4 separate regions of the Homo sapiens genome follow, and all the other regions are linked to region 1. A link is a loop called in an ENCODE intact Hi-C map of the cell type or tissue named here. Cell type or tissue: HCT116. All regions are shown on one strand.

Region 1 (5,000 bases):
CAAATCACCTGGGAATCTTGCTAAAGTGCGGATTCTGATGAGTAGGTCTACGCCCTGAGATTCTGCACATGTAACAAGCTCCCAGGTGAAGCCAGAGTGGCTGGCCCCTGAATCAGTTACTGAGCCCTCCCTTCCTTCCTGAGCTTCAACTTGCCAACGGCCTATTCCCTGCCTACCACCACTGAGGCCCCTGGGGCAGGAGCAAGACCTGTCCATGAGCAGTGGGCTTTGGCTGAGGGCAGAACTTCAGTGTGTGGAAGGAAAAACAAAAATGTTACAGGAAAAATGCCAGATCAACTTATTAATGGACAGGCAAACATACACTGAAGGCCAGAAGTGAACTGTCAATTATATAAAAATGTTTTGGAAAGGTTAAAAATAACTGTGAAAGCCAAGAGAGTCTTTTGTTGATTTCAGGTGTTTCAACAGTGCCTACGGATTTTACAGATGTCACGTTCCCTGTCATCCGCATGCTCTTTAGATCAGTGGTTCTTTAACTGCGATGCCCTTAACAGCCTCGTGGGGATCCTTTAAAACTCCCTATGTCCAGTCTAGCCTCAAACAATTAAATCAGACTCTAGGATTGGACCAGGCAGCCAGACTATTTTCATCCTGATTGTGCACAGCTGGGAGCCTCTGCTTTCTGTGGGATGTGTAAGCTCACATTGTGTAATGTCATATGAGGAGTACACTTAATAACAAAGGTTTTTTGTTTGTTTGTTTGTTTGTTTTGAGATGGAGTCTTGCTCTGTCTCCCAGGCTGGAGTGCAGTGGTGTGATCTCAGCTCACTACAACCTCCGCCTCCCGGGTTCAAGCAATTCTCTGCCTCAGCCTCCTGAGTAGCTGAGATTACAGGCGCCTGCCACCACACCCAGTTAATTTTTTGTATTTTTAGTGAGACGGGGTTTCACCATCTTGGCCAGGCTGGTCTTGAACTCCTGACCTCGTGATCCACCGGCCTCAGCCTCCCAAAGTGCTGGGATTACAGGCGTGAGCCACTGCACCCGGCCAATAACAAAGGTTTTCAAGAGTTGATTTTTTTTTTTTAGACGGAGTCTTGCTCTGTTGCCCAGGCTGGAGTGCAGTGGTGCAATCTCGGCTCACTGCAACCTCCACCTCCTGGGTTTAAGCGATTCTCCTGCCTCAGCCTCCTGAGTAGCTTGGGACTACAGGTGCCCACAACCATGCTAGGCTACTTTTTGTATTTTTAGTAGAGACAGGGTTTCACCATGTTGACCAGGCTGGTCACGAACTCCTGACCTCAGGTGATCTACCTGCCTCAGCCTCCCAGAGTGCTGGGATCACAGGCGTGAGCCACTGTGCTCGACCAGTTTTCAAGAGTTTTAAAGCACTTTCACATCTATTTTATCTTGTGAACTTTACAACAGGTTCATTTTACACTTTAGGAATCAGACCTGGATGAAAATTCTATGCCAGGCATCACCTAACACGAGGAACACGAGGAGTGGCCCCCTCACATCCTCTCATTGCCTGCAGGGGTAGCAGGCTATGGAACATTACCTCAGGTTGCCACCAGCCTCTGTCACTTCGTGGGATAACCCAAGTTGCAGGCTGGCCACAAAAGACTTGAGGTGAGCCAGCTCCAAGGCCTTCCAAATCTCCTCATCTGAGTAGTTGTTGAAAGGGTCGAGATTCATCCTCAGGCTTCCAGAGAACAGGATGGGGTCCTGCAAGTGAAAGGACAAGGGGGCTGTTGGGGCTCATGCCAGAAAAGGACCTCGGAGTTCCTCAGGACTGGGAGATGGTGGATAGGACTGGCCTGAGATGGATTCCTGAGGCAGGAAGCTGGTTTGTGGTTGAGCTTCCGCAAGGTTTTCCCTCCTAAGGCTCGGAGTGGCTACCAGCCAGGGGCTAGGCACAGGGTTAGAAGTCCTCGGTTTATTTTTTGTTTTTGAGGCTTTCACTCTGTTGCCCAGACTGGAGTGCAGTGGCACAAACACCGCTCACTGCAGCCTTGACATCCTTAGCTCAAGTGATGCTTCCACCTCAGCCTCCCGAGTAGCTGGGACCAGAGGCACGCACCACGATGCCTGGCTGATTTTTTAAATTTTTTGTAGAGATGGGTTCTTGCCATGTTGCCTAGGCTGATCTTGAACTCCTGGGCTCCAGTGATTCACCTGCCTCGGCCTCCCAAACCCATAATCGTGATTTCAAGGTAGAGGGATCAGAGGAGGGTAGAGGAAAGAATAGTACAGCTGCATGAGAAGAAGGTGTCACGCTTTTGAAGAGGCTGGAGAAAAGACTATCGAACTGAGCAAACACCAGACAGACCAAAACTACCCCCAGAGGAACTGGGCTGCAGTGGGCGGAGGAGGAAAGGTTCTCCTGAGGAGCCGCTGCGGGGAACGGAGAGGCCTCGCGGCAGTCCTTATCTGGCAGGATCCAGAGAGGAAGCCGAAGGGAAATCTTTCTTGCTGATGCACGAAGCGTTCCGCTTGCTGGCAGAAACCTGCAGCAAATTCCCTCCTCTATCTTTTAACCATAGCAAATGGGGAGTATAAAGCTTAATGGCTTCAAGCTTCAGCGGCAAAACTGCTAATGCTGATTGCAAAAGTCTTGCAAACCGTGATGGGCTATAGCAACGCTAAAGAATCGTCTGCTGTACTTGACTTCTGTTGTGTTGCTGCCACCTAGTGGTCAGATACAGGCAGCCACAAATGCATATTACCAAACATTTCAAAGTTCTGGAAATGACGTGTCCATCCTAGGGAACTAGCTCAAGTATCCCGAGTAGACCGTGGAATTGACAGTGCTGACTGAACAGACATCAAGAAGAAGCTGCATATGTTTCCTGTAAAACAAGCTGCTCCCCACGGCATGTGCCCGAGTAAGTTCTAGAGCTCACCTGGGGGATGATGGTCAGCTTCTCTCGGAGGTCGTGGAGCCCAATGGAAGCAATATCTACTCCATCAATGATAATCTGACCACCGGCAGCCTCTAAGATTCTGAAGAGGCAGTTTGTGAGGGATGACTTTCCAGCTCCTGTCCTGCCCACCACACCAATCTGCGAATATAGTTCCCTTACACATTAGTTCCACAAATAATTCTTGGGGAAAAGTTATTTAGCCTGGGCATTCACAGTCACAGGAGGTAAGAGGCAGTGACTGGCTACTCCATCTCTAAGATATTAAACTGATTTTGGTTTTGGTGAGGAAAAAAGTACCCAGATGTCAGAAAAAGATGCCAAAAATCATTGTTTGCTGAGAACTATAGTCACTGTTTGAAATGGACTCTCTTGGCAGCTGTTGTTATAATTATTATTGGAAATTATAGATAAAAACAAAATCCTTGTTTAGGCCAGGCGTGGTGGCTCATGCCTATAATCCCAGCACTTCGGGAGGCCAAGGCAGGCAGATCACCTGAGTTCAGGAGTTCAAGACCAGCCTGGTCAATATGGCAAAACCCCGTCTCTACTAAAAATACAAAAAAAATTAGCCAGACATGGTGGCGTGCACCTGTAGTCCCAGCTACTTGGGAGTCTGAGTCAGAAAAATCACTTGAACCCAGGAAGCAGAGGTTGCAGTGAGCCAAGATTGTGCCACTGCACTCCAGCCTGGGTGATAGAGTGAGACTCCATCTGAAAATAAATAAATAAATAAATAAAAATAAAGAAAAAAGAAAAATGCTTGTTTAGAAGTGAAGAAGGGAAAGATTAGGTCTGCCACCAGCTGAGAGCCAGACTCTGATCTGGACCTCAGCGTCCTTGCTCATCAGACCCCAAGTCCTCGGAGAACAACAGCACCTAAGGAGGGTGCCTGACTTTGAAGACTGGGAGGAGAACTGGGCCATTCTTCCTTCAGGGACAACCTCCACACTGCTATTCTCAACAGTTCCTTCACCAGGCCTGGCCGCCCCCTTGTTTCCTTCCTGACTTCCTCTCTGCATACTGTGGACCTTATAGGAAAGGGGCCCTGGTCAGCTGGCTAGGAGGCAGGGAGGAGCTGAGCAGAAGGCCCCGACAGCTGCGGTAAGTCTGTGTGATCCCTGGCTGCTATCCTTCCCTCTGATACTGTGTCCCCACACCTCCCCAGGGCAGAGGAAGTGCCCTGACCCTTTCCCTCCATCCAAATGATGAAGGCTTAGGGCCCAGCTGCTCTCCACTCTGTCCAATTGTTGTTTGATCACAAGGCCTCCCATCCAGGCCTTCCTTCACTCCACCTACCTTCTCCATGCTACCGATGTCACAAGTGATCCCTCTGAGGACCAGATCCAGCTCAGGTCGGTACCGCACTTGGTAGTTGTTAAACTGGATCTTGCCTTTGCTGGGCCAATCTGGCGGAGGCCTCTTATCAGTCACCCAGGGTGCCTGGCAAGGAGACAAGATGAGAAGTAAGTTTTATAAGGTGGCAACTCAGCCGAACAGTCCACCCAGGACTCGTGTCATAGAACAGGAGAAGGGTAGCAGTGTCCCAGCTACCTAATGGCCTCTGCATTTAATAGGCTGAACTAGACTTGCACTTTTGGAAAGTTCCTACCTTATTCAGTTAAAGAAAAATACACCATGAGCTTGTGCTGTAGATCTCCTCGGTATGTTGCAAGACCCGACATCCCCTAAACCATTTCCTATTCTAAGTTTGAAGAAATTAGGTCCTTTGAGTTAGAGGAAAGGAAACTTTAGGGACCCATTATGGGCCCATGTAAAATATGGAGAAATTCTAAAGATGCACTCTCGAAGGAGTTGCATGTTGTTTTTGCCTTGTTCCTGGATTTTTCCAGTTCCTCCTTACCTCATTTTCCACTTTTGTGTACTCAGTTATTCGCTCAACAGCCACAATGTTGGTCTCTATTTCTGATGTCATCCTCACCAGCCAGTTCAGGGTTTGTGTGATCTACAGAAAAACCAGAAGACTGAAAATCATCATAGGCACAGAAACCAACTCAACCACTCAAACCACAAGGACAATCCAGTGCCGACTTTGTACCCAGCACTGTGCTGGACTCTACAAGGGAGTAAGGAAAAGTGTAAGAAAGACAATCC
Region 2 (5,000 bases), 490 kb before region 1:
GCTCACAGATTTCTAAGAGAAACAGGACAAAGCACAATAGCAAACTGGGCAGGCTAGCATCTGATGAAGGCAGAGTGTAAACATACTATATTAAACAGGGTCGGAGTTCAGGGAAGAGAGAGGGGCGCCCTTCCTAAGAGGTGCCCCTAGAATCGGGTAGGGGAAGAGAATGGGCTGGTGACAGAGTCATTTAGTGTTTTTTTAAAATTTATTTTTATTTATTTAAGCATCTATTTATGTGCACTGTGCTAGGTGCTTTGATAATCTACTAATATTTACCCACATATTTACCTGTATTTTGCAAGGCTCAGAAAAGTTGTACCAGCCTGGGAGCACTGAGGTGGGGGATGTGATGGGGATTTGTCTGTACCTAACATCTGCTAGGTGCGTACTAGGTACTTCATATGTTTTGTCTAGTAACTCATTCTTTCCAGCCACAGAACAAACATGCTGAGCAGAAAGTCAGAAGGACACTTGCTGGGCGCTGCTTCTCCCCTGCCCTGCCACCACTCACCACTTCCCCCGTGATCACATTCCCTGCTGCATAAACCCTAGTACCTAGGAGGCCTGGCCTCTGGGCAAGTTACATTCTGGAAGGCTCCCCAGGTCGGCTAAAAGCTTGATCTTTCTACTCCAGCCCCCAACTCCACCTTTCTTCCCCATCTCTCCCTACCCAAGAGAGAAAGGGAAAATCCCATGCTAGCCCTCAGCTTTACCTTCAGCATCTAAGGTGTAAATTAATGTAATCAAGGTGAATTTCCATGCTGTTATTCTGCTCCTCCCACACCCGGGGTTGGCTGGATTCCCTTTTAAAGGCCAGAGTTATTCCCTTCTCATGTCCTAAGGGACTCTGGATTTGCAATGTCATCTGGCCCAGATACGTTCTTGCAGAATATTTGGTGTCCCCATGTCCTCCTTTCAGGCAGCAGCCCAGAAAGCCAACTACCTTTATCCCATCCTTCCTAAGCCTGCAGTTGAGGACCAGCCAGGGAGATGGAGGAGCGAAGCCTGGAGCCCCAGGCACTGCAGGCCCCTCAGCCCTACCTCAGTTCCTGCAGCCTCAACAGCACTGAGAACCCCAAAGGGGGCTGTGGACCCTGTTGTTCCCAAGAACACGCCAAGAACCCATCATTCTTTCCCTCTAACATTCACTTTACCAAACCTCTGCTTTCCCCAGCCAAGTGTCAATGTCTTTTTTCTGATCCCCAAGAGCTGCTTGGCTCTCTGAGCCACCTGGCAAAGCTATGGCTGCCTATCGCATAGTTCAGGGAGGTCTATGAGGCTCAGCTGAGTCTGGGACCTCACCACCAACTCTGGCACCAGAGGATAGATGGTCACTTGAGAAACAGGGACCCCAGGAAAGGGATGGGGCCTGGTGCTGGCCAGCTAGCTTCCAGCCAGGGCAGGCTGACACCTGGGATCCGGGCTGAAGCCACCATTCAGGTAATACCATTACCTCCTTCATGTTTTAGGGCTTCTAAGCAAGAAGCAGCCAAAGGCAGAGGAATGGAAATGTAGGGCTTGCTTGGGAGGGTGAGTGTGCCTGAACGCTTCCAGGAGCAGGCACAGAGTCTCATCCAGGGCATGGGAGGAGCCATGATGGAGGGTGGGGTCATGGGGAGAAGGAAATGAAATTGGGAAGTGAAATCAGCACATGAGGTGAGAGATGAAGGTTCAGTTGTCTCCCTGAGAGGTGGAGAGCAGATGTGGCACTTGATAGAAACCCCGGAGGGCTGAGGCTGTCATTTCTCCAAAGGAAGGCATGGAGGCAGTGCGAATGGGCCTCAGAGACCGCAGACTACAGGTAGGGCGGCTGACCAAGATGTTCACCTGGGTCATACTGCCCCAGGCCTGCTCCCACCTAGAGCAGCCTCACCAGTAGCTAAGTGTGGCAGGGATGTGAAGGCAAGCCCATTCTTGGGGGACACAGAACTCCCGATGGCCTGTTGTGGCTCCCAGAAGGTTTCACTGAACCTCTCTTTGACTATGCCACAGCTGCCCTCCCAATCTTCCTACCCTATCTCCTTCACTCAGGCAGGACTTTCCTCACTCTCTGACAGCGCTGTCAGCCTCACTCAGCTCCCTGTTTTCTCTCATAGATGTTTCCCCCATGAAAAACCACACATAGTTGCCCAGCCTTAGTGTCTGCTTCTCAGAGGAGCCAGTTTAATAGGGGCCATTACTAGACCTCTAGAATGATAAAGCCCTATGGGTTTAGGACCTGTTAGCCGGCCCAGATCTGAACCTGCAGAGTTATCCAGAGGGAAAAAAAAAAAAGGTAAGGTATAGGAAGAAGCTGTGGAGAAAAGTGGTCTCTAGATTGAGGCCCCTCTGAAGGCTCAGCCCCTCCAAACTGGATTATCTGCTCTTCTACATCCAGAAAAGAGCAGGCTCTCCATATTGACATATATGGGGCCAGGGTCCTGCTGCCACCCAGTGGCCCTGGTAGGTAAAGCACCTTTGTGGCCTCCCACTGGGTCCTTTGATTCCGCTGGTGAAGGTAGGAGTGAAGAATTTGTTCTGCTGGTTGGGGTTCTCTCCCTCTCTCATTTACAGCATAAATTACAAAAATCCTGACTTCCAAACTTAATTCCCAAACTTTCCTCCTTTAAAATTAAAACCATAGTCGGCTGAGCACTGTGGCCCACCCCTGTAATCCTAGCACTTTGGGAGGCCGAGGTGGGTGGATCACCTGAGGTCAGGAGTTCGAGACAAGCCTGGCCAACATGGCGAAACCTCGTCTCTACTAAAAATACAAAAATTAGCCAGGCATGGTGGCGAGCGCCTATAATCCCAGCTACTCGGGAGGCTGAGGCAGGAGAATCGCTTGAACCCGGGAGGCGGAGGTTGCAGTGGGCCGAGATTGTGCCACTTCACCCCAGCCTGGGCAAAAGAGCAAAACTCTGTCTAAAAAAAAAAAAAGCACCATAGTCACACACATCTGTGAATGTACTACAACCATTGAATTGTCTGTTTTAAGTGGGTGAATTTTATGGCACGTGACTCTATCTCAATAAAGCTGTTTTAAAATCAGCACCATAAGAAGAAGTGGGTGAGGCTTTTAGTACGTGAAGATGAGGATGGTTGTTTCCGTTTCTTAGGATATCCCCAAACCGATATGAAAGAAGGTCACACAGTAGGTACTCAACAGATCTTTAATAAATTACTAGTGTTGTTAAATGGAGCCAGTTTTTTTTTCTTTTTTTTTTTTGTAATTCCTTTTTTTTTTTTTTGAGCCACTTTTTTCATTGCCTCACCACTTACCCTTGAAGCTGTACACCTTCATTCCCCCAAATCTGTAGGCATCAAAAGCCTTCTTACTTTCCAAGGTCACCTGAGATCTTCTAGTCTAAACATCCAAAAGCTTTTCATTGATCAGAACCCTCCTTGAACTTTTTTATTTTTTTGAGATGGAGTTTTACTCTTGTTGCCCAGGCTGGAGTACAATGGCACAATCTCAGCTCACCACAACCTCCGCCTCCTGGGTTCAAGCTATTCTTCTGCCTCAGCCTCCTGACTAGCTGGGATTACAGGCGTGCGCCACCACACCTGGCTGATTTTGTATTTTTAGTAGAGACGGGATTACTCCATGTTGGTCAGGCTGGTCTCGAACTCCCAAAGGTGATCCGGCCCACCTCGGGCTCCCAAAGTGCTGGGATTACAGGTGTGAGCCACCGCGCCTGGGCCCAAAAAGGATCTCTTTAAAGACATGGGGCCAGGTGCGGTGGCTCATGCCTGTAATCCAAGCACTTTGGGAGACTGAGGCGGGAGGATCACTTGAGGCCAGGAGTTTGAGACCAGCCTGGGCAACATGTCGCTACAAAAAATACAAAAATTAGCCAGGTGTGGTGGTATGCCCTGTAGTCGTAGCTATCTGGGAGGCTGAGACAGGAGGATTGCTTAAGCCTGGGATGTTGAGGTTGCAGTGAGCTGCAATTGCACCTCTACACTCCAGCCTGGGCAACAGAGTGGGACTCTGTCTCAAAAAACAAACAAAAAACAAATTTTACTATTTTTCCCACACAGATGACTAGCGGGATATTGATGAAGCTTAAGGTCTCATGCCCAGGATGCTTTCTTATAGGTACGTGATTCCCAATGTCTTCCATTAAGAATCATTGTCATAGTGAGCCATGGTTATTTATGGACTGTGTCCTATGGTTTACACTTACTGAGGTGGAAACGGTTAAGAATCAGTATGTAGTATACAGAAGGTGGTTTGAAGCTTGCCTCTCCCTGTAGAACTTGGAATGTGAATTACCCCAAGATTCTTTTTTTTTTTTTTTTTTTTTTGAGACGGAGTCTCGCTCTGTCACCCAGGCTGGAGTGAGTGGCACAATCTTGGCTCACTGCAAGCTCCGCCTCCCGGGTTCACGCCATTCTCCTGCCTCAGCCTTCTGAGTTGCTGGGACTACAGGCGCCTGCCACCATGCCCGGCTAATTTTTTGCATTTTTAGTAGAGGCAGGGTTTCACCATGTTAGCCAGGATGGTCTCGATCTCCTGACCTTGTGATCTGCCTGCTTCGGCCTCCCAAAGTGCTGGGATTACAGGCGTGAGCCACCGCGCCCGGCCAACCAAGATTCTTTTGTCTGGAATATGGAAGGCAACTTTCCCCAGGGGTTCCTTCAGGAGAACTTACAAGGTCATGGGCCACAAGTTTCCTTCCCATAGACTTTGCTATTTCTGGCTCTTCATTGGAGTGCAGTAGATCTGGGGGTCACTGAAGAAGCTTGTTGGGATGGGCATACTGTGAAAAGGGAGCTCACTGGTGGCAGAAATGGGGTAATCTTCACCCCAGTGTCTACACTTGGACGGCATATTACCAAAAACCACATCCCAGTGAAGCCATGGGACCAATTCGCCAAGTGGGTTAAAAAGCTTCCTGATGAAGCTGAGCGTGGTGGCTCACGCCTGTAATCCCAGGACTCTGGGAGGCCGAGGCCGGCGGATCACAAGGTCAGGAGATCAAGACCATCCTGGCTAACAGGGTGAAACCCCG
Region 3 (5,000 bases), 590 kb before region 1:
AAAAATACAAAAATTAGCCAGGCATGGTGGTGCGCACATGTAGTCCCAGCTACTTGGGAGGCTGAGGCAAGACAATCGCTTGAACTCGGGAGGTGAAGGTTGCAGTGAGCCAAGATGGTGCCACTGTACTCCAGCCTGGTGACAGAGTGAGACTCCGTCTCAAAAAAAAAAAAAAAAAAAAAAAAAAAGAGTTGAGTATATTTCCTTCCAAATACTTTTCTATTCTTTTGCTGTTTATGTACTTTTCTATCACTTTGCTGTCTGCATTTTCTTGCAATTTTCTTTTTCCATGTATATATTTTCCAACATACAACAATATATTGGGCACCATCTTTAAGGACTAATATAGTCTGATAGTGTTATTATTTATTACAATTACCAAGTGGATAATTATCTCAGGAAGGAAACAAACTGGTTCTAGTTGCTTTGAAAATAAACATTTATGGCTGGGCGCGGTGGCTCAACGCCTATAATCCCAGCACTTTGTGGGGCAGAGCCAGGCAGATCACCTGAGGTTGGGAGTTCGAGATCAGCCTGACCAACATGGAGAAACCCTGTCTCTACTAAAAACTACAAAATTAAGGGGGCGTGGTGGTGCATGCCTGTAATCCCCGCTACTCGGGAGGCTGAGGCAGGATAATTGCTTAAACTCGGGAGGCGGAGGTTGCGGTGATCCGAGATCATGCCATTGCGCTCCAGCCTGCACAGCAGGAGCAAAACTCCATCTCAAAATAAATAAATAAATAAATAAATAAATAAATAAATAAATAAATAAAACATTTATTTATTAATTTTTTTAAAAAAATCTTAGAGATGGAGTCTCACTATGTTGGTCAGATTGGTCTTAAACTCCTGGCCTCAAGTGATCTTCCCACCTTGGCCTCCCAATGTTCTGGGATTACAAGCATGAGCCACCATGCCTGGCTGGAAAATAAACATCTAAATAGTGTAAAGAGCCATCACAAAATAATTGATGGTATTTGTCTATAGATGGAAAGGTCATGGCACTCAGGACCACTAAGCGAAGACCTCCTCAATGAACTCTAGGCTGCTTTGCTTTAAGAAAATTCTGGCTGGCTGGGCACAGTGGCTCATGCCTGTAATCCCAGCACTTTGGGAGGCCAAGGTGGGTGGATCACTTGAGGTCAGGAGTTCGAGACCAGCCTGGCCAACATGATGAAACCCGTCTCTACTAAAAATACAAAAAAATTAGCTGGGCATCGTGGTGGGCGCCTGTAATCCCAGCTACTCAGGAGGCTGAAGCAGGAGAATCGCTTGAACCCAGGAGGCAGAGTTTGCGGTGACCAGAAATGGAGCCACTGCACTCCAGCCTGGGCGACAGAATGAGACTCTGTCTCAAAAAAAAAAAAAAAAAAAAAAAAGAAGTTGTATTCACAGAGTCCTGAGAGGACTAGGACTGGTTTCCCCTTAAAATATTTTTTCGCTTCTAAATCTTAGATAAACAACACACTGATGATCTTCTGAAAAAGCTTTTTAAAAAGACAGATGACTGCGCTCCTCTCAAAATTTATGAATCAGAGTTTCTTGGGATAAAATCTGGGAATCTGTATCTTTAAAAATGTTCTCCTGGTGATTCTGCCAGTCAGCCAGATTTGGGAACTACTGGATAAATTCCTTGGACTAGGAGATAACTTTCCTAATTGCAATGGATCAGATTTGGGGTGCTAGGGAAGCCCTATCTGGCAGAAGTAGCCCACCAGCTTTCTTCCTAACATCTCCTTTCCCTACTTCCCTGGCGCCCTCCCCTACACCTTCTAATTCTTGCTGTCACCCTCTTTCCTACCCTAAACTGGCCCTAAAATGACACTTAGAACAGCAGCGCCACATTGTGGAGAGAAACAATATAGTGCTCCAAAAGGCACAGAACACTGTCCTCGCAGATCACCGAGCCTGCAGTTACCGATTTGTCCTGCAGGGGGCATAACTTCCTTACTTTTTAAGTGAGGACAGGTTCTCGCCCCATAAAACCTGGTAAAACCTGGGTGATCTCAGAAAACATCCCTGGAGAAGGCACGGGATGGAGCATCTGTGCCAGATTAGAAATCAAAAACCTCCACTTCGTGAAACTAGAATAAACCGACTAAGTGCATGGACATGAGCAAGCCTTCTGCTGAGGTTAGAAGCCAAGCTCTATGACAGTCTTGGTCAGGGTAAAACTATGGCGGTCTCCAAGTCACTGTGTGACTTGATAAACACACGTCTATCTGGGGTACAAGGCACTGTCAGATATCTCTTGGAAAGTGTTCTGTTTTATATGGTACCCATGAGTCTGGCATTAATCAATAGATCTGATCTCTTTAATAAGGATATTTATACCCAATGACACATCGGTTTATGTTGGTGGAGCAGGGTTGGATCGCTGTAGTAGTGTTCTGAGTATGCACCTTTGGATTTGTTCCCACCTGGTGAAGTCTCTCTCTCTGTCTCTCTCTCTCTCACACACACACACAAGCATTCACACACAGGCTCTTCTGATATTTGTAACTAGACACATCTTTTTCAATGGCATGTTTGATGATCCAGCCAAATTAATATGGCTAGAAAAAAAAAGATATATTTACACAAATTTACCAATCTATCTGGTTGCCTGGTTGCTTTCCCTTCATATTAATAGCTGCCCTCAGGCTCCAGATGAAACAAGAATGTACACCTTGGTAGATTTGTGTAAGATTTCCTGGCAGATGATTGTGTGGCTTTCTTTTCTTTTCTTTTTTTTTTTTGAGACAGAATTTCACTCTTGTCACCCAGGCTGGAGTTCAATGATGCGATCTTGGCTCACGGCAACCCCGACTCCCGGGTTCAAGTTCAAGTGATTCTCCTGTCTCAGCCCCCCAAGTAGCTGAGATTACAGGTGCCTGCCACCACACTCGGCTAATTTTTGTATTTTTTAGTAGAGACGGGGGTTTCACCATGTTGGCCAGGCTGGTCTTGAACTCCTGGCCTCAGATAATCCACCCCCTTCAGCCTCCCAAAGTGTTGGGATTACAGGCGTGAGCCACTGCGCCTGGCCTATTTCTCTACTTTGACTCTTCTAGCTGCTTGGTTTTCTGAACTCCTGAGTTACACTGGCAGCCAGAGCCCTGTGGTTTACTGTTAATGTTTTTCTTGTTGTCTTGTTTTTTCTGATATGTTTGCTATCTCCCTAACTAGACTGTGAGCTCTTTGACTGCAAGCTCTAAGCCCAGATCACACCTATCCCTTGAACACTCACCACACACATTGTTGGGTGTGTGTTATGTCCTCAATACAAATGTTTAGGTTGTTAGTTTGAATAATGAGGAAAGGTGTTTTAAAAGACTGAGAAGCGGGCTGGGTGCGGTGGCTCACACCTATAATCCCAGCACTTTGGGAAGCCAAGGCAGGAGGACTGCTTGAGTCTAGGAGTTCAGACCAGCCTGGGCAACATAGGGAGACCCCTGTCTCTTTAAAATAATAATTAATAAACAAAAGAGTGAGAAGTAAAGGAGAACCAGGAGAGAGAAAGGAATAAAACATAACGTTTCTAAAAGATTGACTTAAATGACCAATGAAAGGAAGTAACTGATAAAAGACAAAAGAGAGTGACATGAAAGGAGGATATTAGGGTTCTAGCTTTTTCACAAAATGGAAATGCTATTGTGGGCAATGATAATTTCTGAGGAGATGTTCATGGTCAAAGAAATAAGATTTCCCCCTTGGGAGACTGAGGTAGGTGGATCACCTGAGGTCAGGAGTTCAAGACCAGCCTGGTCAACATGGTGAAACCCCGTCTCTACTAAAAATAAAAAATAAAAAAAATTATCCGGGTGTGGTGGCTCACATCTGTAGTCCCAGCTACTCAGGAGGCTGAGGCAGGAGATTCATTTGAGCCCAGGAGGTGAGCTGAGATTGCGCCACTGCACTCCAACCTGGGCGACAGAGCCAGACTATGTCTCAAAAATAAATACACAGGCCGGGCATGGTGGCTCACTCCTGTAATCCCAGCACTTTGGGAGGCCGGGTGGGGGGGGGGGGGGCGGGTGCGGATCACAAGGTCGGAAGTTCAAGACCAGCCTGGCCAATATGGTGAAACCCCGTCTCTACTAAAAATACAAAATCAGCTGGGCGTGGTGGCGGGCACCTATAGTCCCAGCTACTCGGGAGGCTGAGGCAGGAGAATTACTTGAACCCAGGAGGCAGAGGTCAGTGAGCCGAGATTACGCCACTGCACTCCAGCATGGGCGACAGGGTGAGACTCCATCTCAAAAAAATAAAATAAAATAAAATATAAATAAATACATAAAATAAAATACGATTTCCTTACCAATTTAAGGAAAATGAGTGGAATGTGAGGTACTCTGTGAAAGAAAGTTGTAATTTTGGAATAAGTTCAAAAGAATGAATGAGTACACAGATTTAGTATATAGGCCAAGCTTAAAACTCTCCCTGAATGTGACAATCAAATATTGCATAACCAAACTCTTTTAAATCTTCTTTTATTGCTCTGTAGAGTTGAACCAGTTTATGTATCCACTAAAATCTCAAGGAATTGTTCTTTAGCTTTAGATTCTCAGGTACAATGAATAGAAGAGGACTTCCTGCTATTATTTATTAATTTTATTTTACTTTATTTTATTTTTTGAGACACAGTCTCATTCTGTCACCCAGGCTGGAGTGCAATGGTGCAGTCTCTGCTCACTGCAGCCCCCATGTCTTGGGCTCAAGTGATCCTTCCATCTCAGCCTCCCGAGTAGCTGGGACTACAGACACTCACAACTACGCCCTACTAATTTTGTTTATTTTTTGTAGAGATAATGTCTCACTATGTTGCCCAGGCTGATCTCAAACTCCTGGACTCAAGCTATTCCCCTACCTCAGCCTCCCAAAGTACTGGGATTACAGATGTGAGCCACCATGCCTGGCTATTTCTTATTTTTAATTTGCTTTTTAATTGCACATATATTCGATAGAATACATCTAGAGTGTTTTAAAACAAAAGTCACAATCTTAGCTCACTCAAG
Region 4 (5,000 bases), 200 kb before region 1:
CCTTCACCAGAGGCTGAAATGAGAACATGCACATAAAGCCTTTAGTATGCAGGGGCCAAATCAACTCTCAAAAGGCAGATTAATTGGAGAAAAGCCATACCAATTTATTTTTATTTTATTTTATTATTATAATTATTATTGTTATTTTGAGAGGGGGTTTCGCTCTTGTTGCCCAGGCTGGAGTGCAATGGCATGATCTCGGCTCACCGCAACACCCGCCTCCCAGGTTTAAGTGATTCTCCTGCCTCAGCCTCTTGAGTAGCTGGGATTACAGGCATGTGCCACCATACCTGGCTAATTTTTGGTGGGTTTTTTTTAGTAGAAATGGGGTTTTTCCATGTTGGTCAGGCTGGTCTCGAACTTCTGACCTCAGGTGATCTGCCCACCTCGGCCTCCCAAAGTGCTGGGATTACAGGCATGAGCCACCATGCCCGGCCTGTTTTTTCTTTTTTTGTTTTGTGTGAGCATACCAATTTATTTAACGTGTATACACAGGAGCCTTCAGAATGAAGGCCCAAAGATACCGGGGAAATTGTCCACTTTTATGTGTAGGTTCAACAAAGTAGGTACAGCTAGGTAATAAATGCAACTGGACAAAAAAAGTATCAGCTAATGCTATGCACTGAGTGAAGAAATCTAGCAAGGCCTATCTTTCCAGATTCTTCTGGGCTCTCTGACCATGAATTTCTTCCTTCTGTGTGTGGGTCAGTACCCTCTCTGGAAAGAGGGACTCATGACCTATAGTCAAACAAGGTAGGGTCTTATGACCTACAGTCAAACAAGGGAGGTCAGATATGTCCTCCTCCTCCTCTCTTTCTTCTCCTCCTCCTTCTCCTTGACCTACAGTCAAACAAGATAGGTCAGATATCTCCTCCTCTTCCTTGTCCTCCTCCTCTTCCTCCTCTTCTTCTTTCATAGAGACAGGGAGTGTCTCTGTCCCTCAGGCTGTGCACTGGCGTGATTATGGCTCACTGCAGCCTCAGACTCAAGAGATCTTCTGCTTCATCTTTCCAAGTAGCTGGGACTACAGGCACATGCCGCCATGTCCAGCTAATTTTTTTTTTTTTTCGACAGAGTCTCGCTCTGCCACCCAGGCTGGAGTGCAGTGGCTCAATCTCGGCTCACTCCAACCACTGTCTTTTGGGTTCAAGCAATTCTCCTGCCTCAGCCTCCCAAGTAGCTGGGATTACAGGCATGTGCCACCATCTTCAGCTATTTTTTGTATTTTTAGTAGAGACAGGGGTTTGCCATGTTGGCCAGGCTGATCTTGAACTCCTGACCTCAGGTGATCTGCCCACCTCGGCCTCCCAAAGTGCTAGGATTACAGACGTGAGCCACCGCACCCGGCCATTTTTATTTTTATTTTTTGAGACTAGAGTCTTGCTCTGTTGCCCTGGCTGGAGTGAATGGCACATTCTCGGCTCACTGCAACCTCCGCCTCCCGGGTTCAAGTGATTCTCCTGCCTCAACCTCCCAAGTAGCTGGGACTACAGGCATGTGCCACCACGCCCAGCTAATTTTTGCATTTTTAGTAGAGACGGGTTTTCACCATGTTGGCCAGGCTGGTCTTGGACTCCTGACCTCAGGTGATCCACCCTCCTCGGCCTCCCAAAGTGCTGAGATTACAGGCGTGAGCCACTGCACCTGGCCTAATTTTTGTTATTTTTTGTAGAGACGGGTTCTCTGTGTAGCCCAGGCTGGAGGGCAGTGGTACAGTCATGGCTCACTGCAGCCTTGAACTCCTGAGTTCAAGAGATCCTCACACCTTGGCCTTCCAAAGCACTGGGATTACAGGCGTGAGCCACTGTGCTCCCTCCGCCTAGACTGTGATCGGCCTAAATCTGATGGTTTCTTTAAGACCAGTTTTTACAGAGAAGGCAGCGGGCTTGCATTCTTCTGTGCCACTGGCAAGGACTGCCACCAGAGGGCGCTCTACCATCCCTTCTGGTGCTCCCTGGGCCCTGATCTTGCTTTCCACTCATGCCGCAAAAAGCCAGCTACTCTTCAAGATTAAACTCTCCAGGGCTTTCTTTTATAGATAGGATGAGAAGCAAAGAACTTCTTTGATTTTACAGCCTGGATCTTTTCAGTTTTGGTTGTATTAAGATCTCAGAGCTAACAGAGCTCAGAGATCGTAGACACTAATCCTCAGATTTCTCAAATGAGGACAAAATAATGAGGCAGTCCTATTTAACAGACATCTACAGATCTCATTTCCTAAAAGTCAGCCTTTCCTAGGGCCGCCTCACTCCTGTACACAACCCTTAGTAGACCCTCCCACCACCTTTCCCTATTAACACAATGCAGTCCAGTCAAGCTTGTCTTTTACTATTTATTGAATAAGTACTATGTATGACATGATATGAGAGCTTTCCAGCATTATCTCATTTAACCTTCACAACAACCCTGTGAGGTAGATGCAAGTATCCCCATTTGTGGCTTAGAGAAGATAAAAGAAACTTGTGTAATATCACATAGCAAGTGGTGGGAGTCAGGATTCGAACCTATATCAGGCTCTCTGGCTCCCTTCTTAGCCAATGTGTTACAGAACTCATACTAAGTGTACAACCTGTGTTTGTAGCTCCTTATTGTAACACAAGGATCAGGAGAAAGAACTATGCTTTAAGTCCTTTGAGAATTTCCAGATAGTTTCTTCCTCCATCCCCTCCCCTAGTCCCATCTCCTAAATAATGTAAATTACTTCTGCTTACAGTTGCAGGAAACAGAGAGTAAATCTTTCATTGCAGCCTATGAGCTGATCTGGGGTCCTCTTTCCCTTTTTTCTTGTTATATCCTAAAATTGAATGACTGTTAAGCAGCTACATATATAAGTTTTGCATTACCAGCAAGTCTGTTCAACGCCAAATTCAAACAACTGCACGTCCTCTTGAGTAACACACTCAATTTCAAAGGATTTTGCCCCCCTTTTCACATATTCTTTAAATAAATTAACATAACCCATCATTATGTCAAATATACTCAGAGGAGAAAAGATGTCTGTCATTTGGATACAATTTCCAGACACAGTAACAACTAAAAACCCATTTATTGATCACAAAGGAGTCTATCTCCCTTCCCAGTCTAAAGCAGATATCCATCTGTCTGGGAAAGAAAAAAGGAAAAAAATATTGCCCAGGTGTGGTGGTTCACACCTGTAATCCCAGCACTTCAGGAGGCTGAGGCAGGCGGATCACTTGAGGTCAGGAATTCGAGACCAGCCTGGCCAACATGGCGAAGCCCTGTCTCTACTCAAAATACAAAAATTAGCCAAGTGTGGTAGCTCATGCCTGTAATCCCAGCTCCTTGGGAGGCTGAGGCAAGAGAATTGCTTGAACCCAGGGGGCGGAGGTTGCAGTGAGCCGAGATTGTGCCGCTGCACTCCAGCCTGGGTGACAGAGCAAGACTCCATCTCAAAAAAAAAAAAAAAGATTGTTTACTACAGAGTTTCCAGCTTTAAAATGTCTCAGCTGGGTGCGGTGACTCATACCTGTAATCTCAGCACTTTGGAAGGCTGAGGCTGGCAGATCACTTGAGCCCAGGGGTTTGAGACCAGCCTGGGCAACATGGCGAAATCATATCTCTACAAAACAGTTCAAAAATTAGCCGGGCATGGTGTCATGCACATGTAGTGCCAGCTACTTGGGAGGCTGAGGTGGGAGGATCACTTGAACCCAGGAGATGGAGCCTGCAGTGAACCGTGATTGCACCACTGCACTCCAGCCTGGATGACAGAGTAAGACCTTATCTCAAAATAAAAATAAAATGAAATAAAATATCTTCCGGGGCCCAGTGTTTTCTTTGCTTTTCCCCAAGGCCTTCCACATGTCACCACTCCTTTCCTTTTCCTCTGTCCTTGCCTCATTTTCTTGTCTCTCTTCTCTCTCATTTTTTTCTGTCTAGATTCCTATGTTACTAAATAGGAATTGGTAAATAATACAGCACAGTTGGCTCTGATTCTCCCCTTCCCTCCTGGAGGAACTAGCAGAAAAACTGGCTATCAATTTTTGCGGAAGGGGCAGGAAATAACCCTACAGAGAGGCCTCTTAGTCAGTGACATGTTTTTTAACTCCCAGCTGGCTTCAGGGGCTCAAGCTGTTCCAAGGGTGGGAAAGCCCAGGCCTGCCCCAGAGGAGTGTGGTTAGGACACTGTGCCACTCCCTCTCCTTCCTCTTCAGCCTGGGATAGTTCTACGGCTCTTCCACACCCAGAATGTCCCACATTTGTCAGTGAAAAGTATCTTTCCATCTGCGTGCTGTGGCCAGAAGAGAGGTTGCAATGTAGTGCTTGAAAGGATGCATTAACACACATGGAAATTTCCAGTTTAAGAATCCAAGCAGGATGTGGTGGCATGTGCCTGTAATCCCAGCTACTCAGGAGGCTGAGAGGCTGAGGCAGGGGGATCTTGAACCCAGGAGTTTGAGTCCAGCCTGGACAACATAACAAGACCCCATCTCTAAAATTAAAAAAAAAAAGAAAAGTAAAATAAATCCCCAAGTCCATACCAACACTCTTTATCATCTCTACTATCTTTGAAGTCAAACAAGTAGGCAGAAGGTTTAGTTCTGAAGCATGGTGACACTTACTGGCATGCCTGAGCATGGCACCTGTGAGTCACCCAGGCAGCATAAAGAAGATTGTTACAGCACCGTCAATCATGGCTCTTGTCCTAAGTGGCAGTATTGGTGAAATCATATTTGATGTGTAGATATATTTTTCTTTCTTTTCTTTACTTTTTTTTTTCTTTTTGAGATGGAATCTCACTCTGTCACCCAGGCTGGAGTGCAGTGGCGTGATCTTGGCTCTCTGTAACCTCTGCCTGCTGAGTTCAAGCAGTTCTCCTGCCTCAGCCTCCCGAGTAGCTGGAACTATAGGCATGTGCCACCAGCCCAGCTAATTTTTGTATTTTCAGTAGAGACGGGGTTTCACCATGTTGGCCAGGCTGGTCTCTAACTCCTGATCTCAAGTGATCTGCCCGCCTCAGCCTCCTAAAGTGCAAGGAT

What was found. Hi-C counts contacts between places; a loop is a spot of excess contacts. Peaks named below come from ENCODE experiments on the same cell type or tissue, not always from the same donor. Only the 100,000 strongest peaks of a DNase experiment are listed, where the experiment ranks them.
Region 2: it touches region 1 in a loop (5-fold over the local background); 6 of 110 quality-filtered maps call a loop at or near these places.
Region 3: it touches region 1 in a loop (3-fold over the local background); 9 of 110 quality-filtered maps call a loop at or near these places.
Region 4: a loop joins it to region 1, with 10 times the contacts of the local background. A loop is called at or near these places in 102 of 110 quality-filtered maps.

What each region holds. Positions count from the first base shown.
Region 1 is chr10:99,843,650-99,848,649 of GRCh38, reverse strand. ABCC2 (ATP binding cassette subfamily C member 2) reads right to left here. Exons shown (of 32, transcript NM_000392.5): 27 at 4,750-4,851; 28 at 4,185-4,328; 29 at 2,868-3,026; 30 at 1,523-1,689. Among named protein-coding and RNA genes, the nearest start is that of ABCC2, 64 kb to the right of the region's middle. In HCT116, a CTCF peak has its summit at 2,653 (motif pointing left); a DNase peak (open chromatin) is centred at 2,699; H3K27ac peaks cover 1,139 bases.
Region 2 is chr10:100,336,065-100,341,064 of GRCh38, reverse strand. No RefSeq gene overlaps it. Among named protein-coding and RNA genes, the nearest start is that of PKD2L1, 8.3 kb to the right of the region's middle. RefSeq lists an enhancer at 1,580-1,649. In HCT116, a CTCF peak has its summit at 2,430 (motif pointing left); a DNase peak (open chromatin) is centred at 2,414.
Region 3 is chr10:100,430,859-100,435,858 of GRCh38, reverse strand. No RefSeq gene overlaps it. Among named protein-coding and RNA genes, the nearest start is that of WNT8B, 30 kb to the left of the region's middle. In HCT116, a CTCF peak has its summit at 1,893 (motif pointing right); a DNase peak (open chromatin) is centred at 1,888.
Region 4 is chr10:100,043,141-100,048,140 of GRCh38, reverse strand. The region is part of intron 8 of CPN1 (carboxypeptidase N subunit 1); the gene reads left to right. Among named protein-coding and RNA genes, the nearest start is that of DNMBP, 36 kb to the right of the region's middle. RefSeq lists an enhancer at 2,959-3,785. In HCT116, CTCF peaks have their summits at 1,923 (motif pointing right) and 4,517; DNase peaks (open chromatin) are centred at 1,920, 3,500, 4,294 and 4,590; H3K4me3 peaks cover 796 bases; H3K27ac peaks cover 2,911 bases.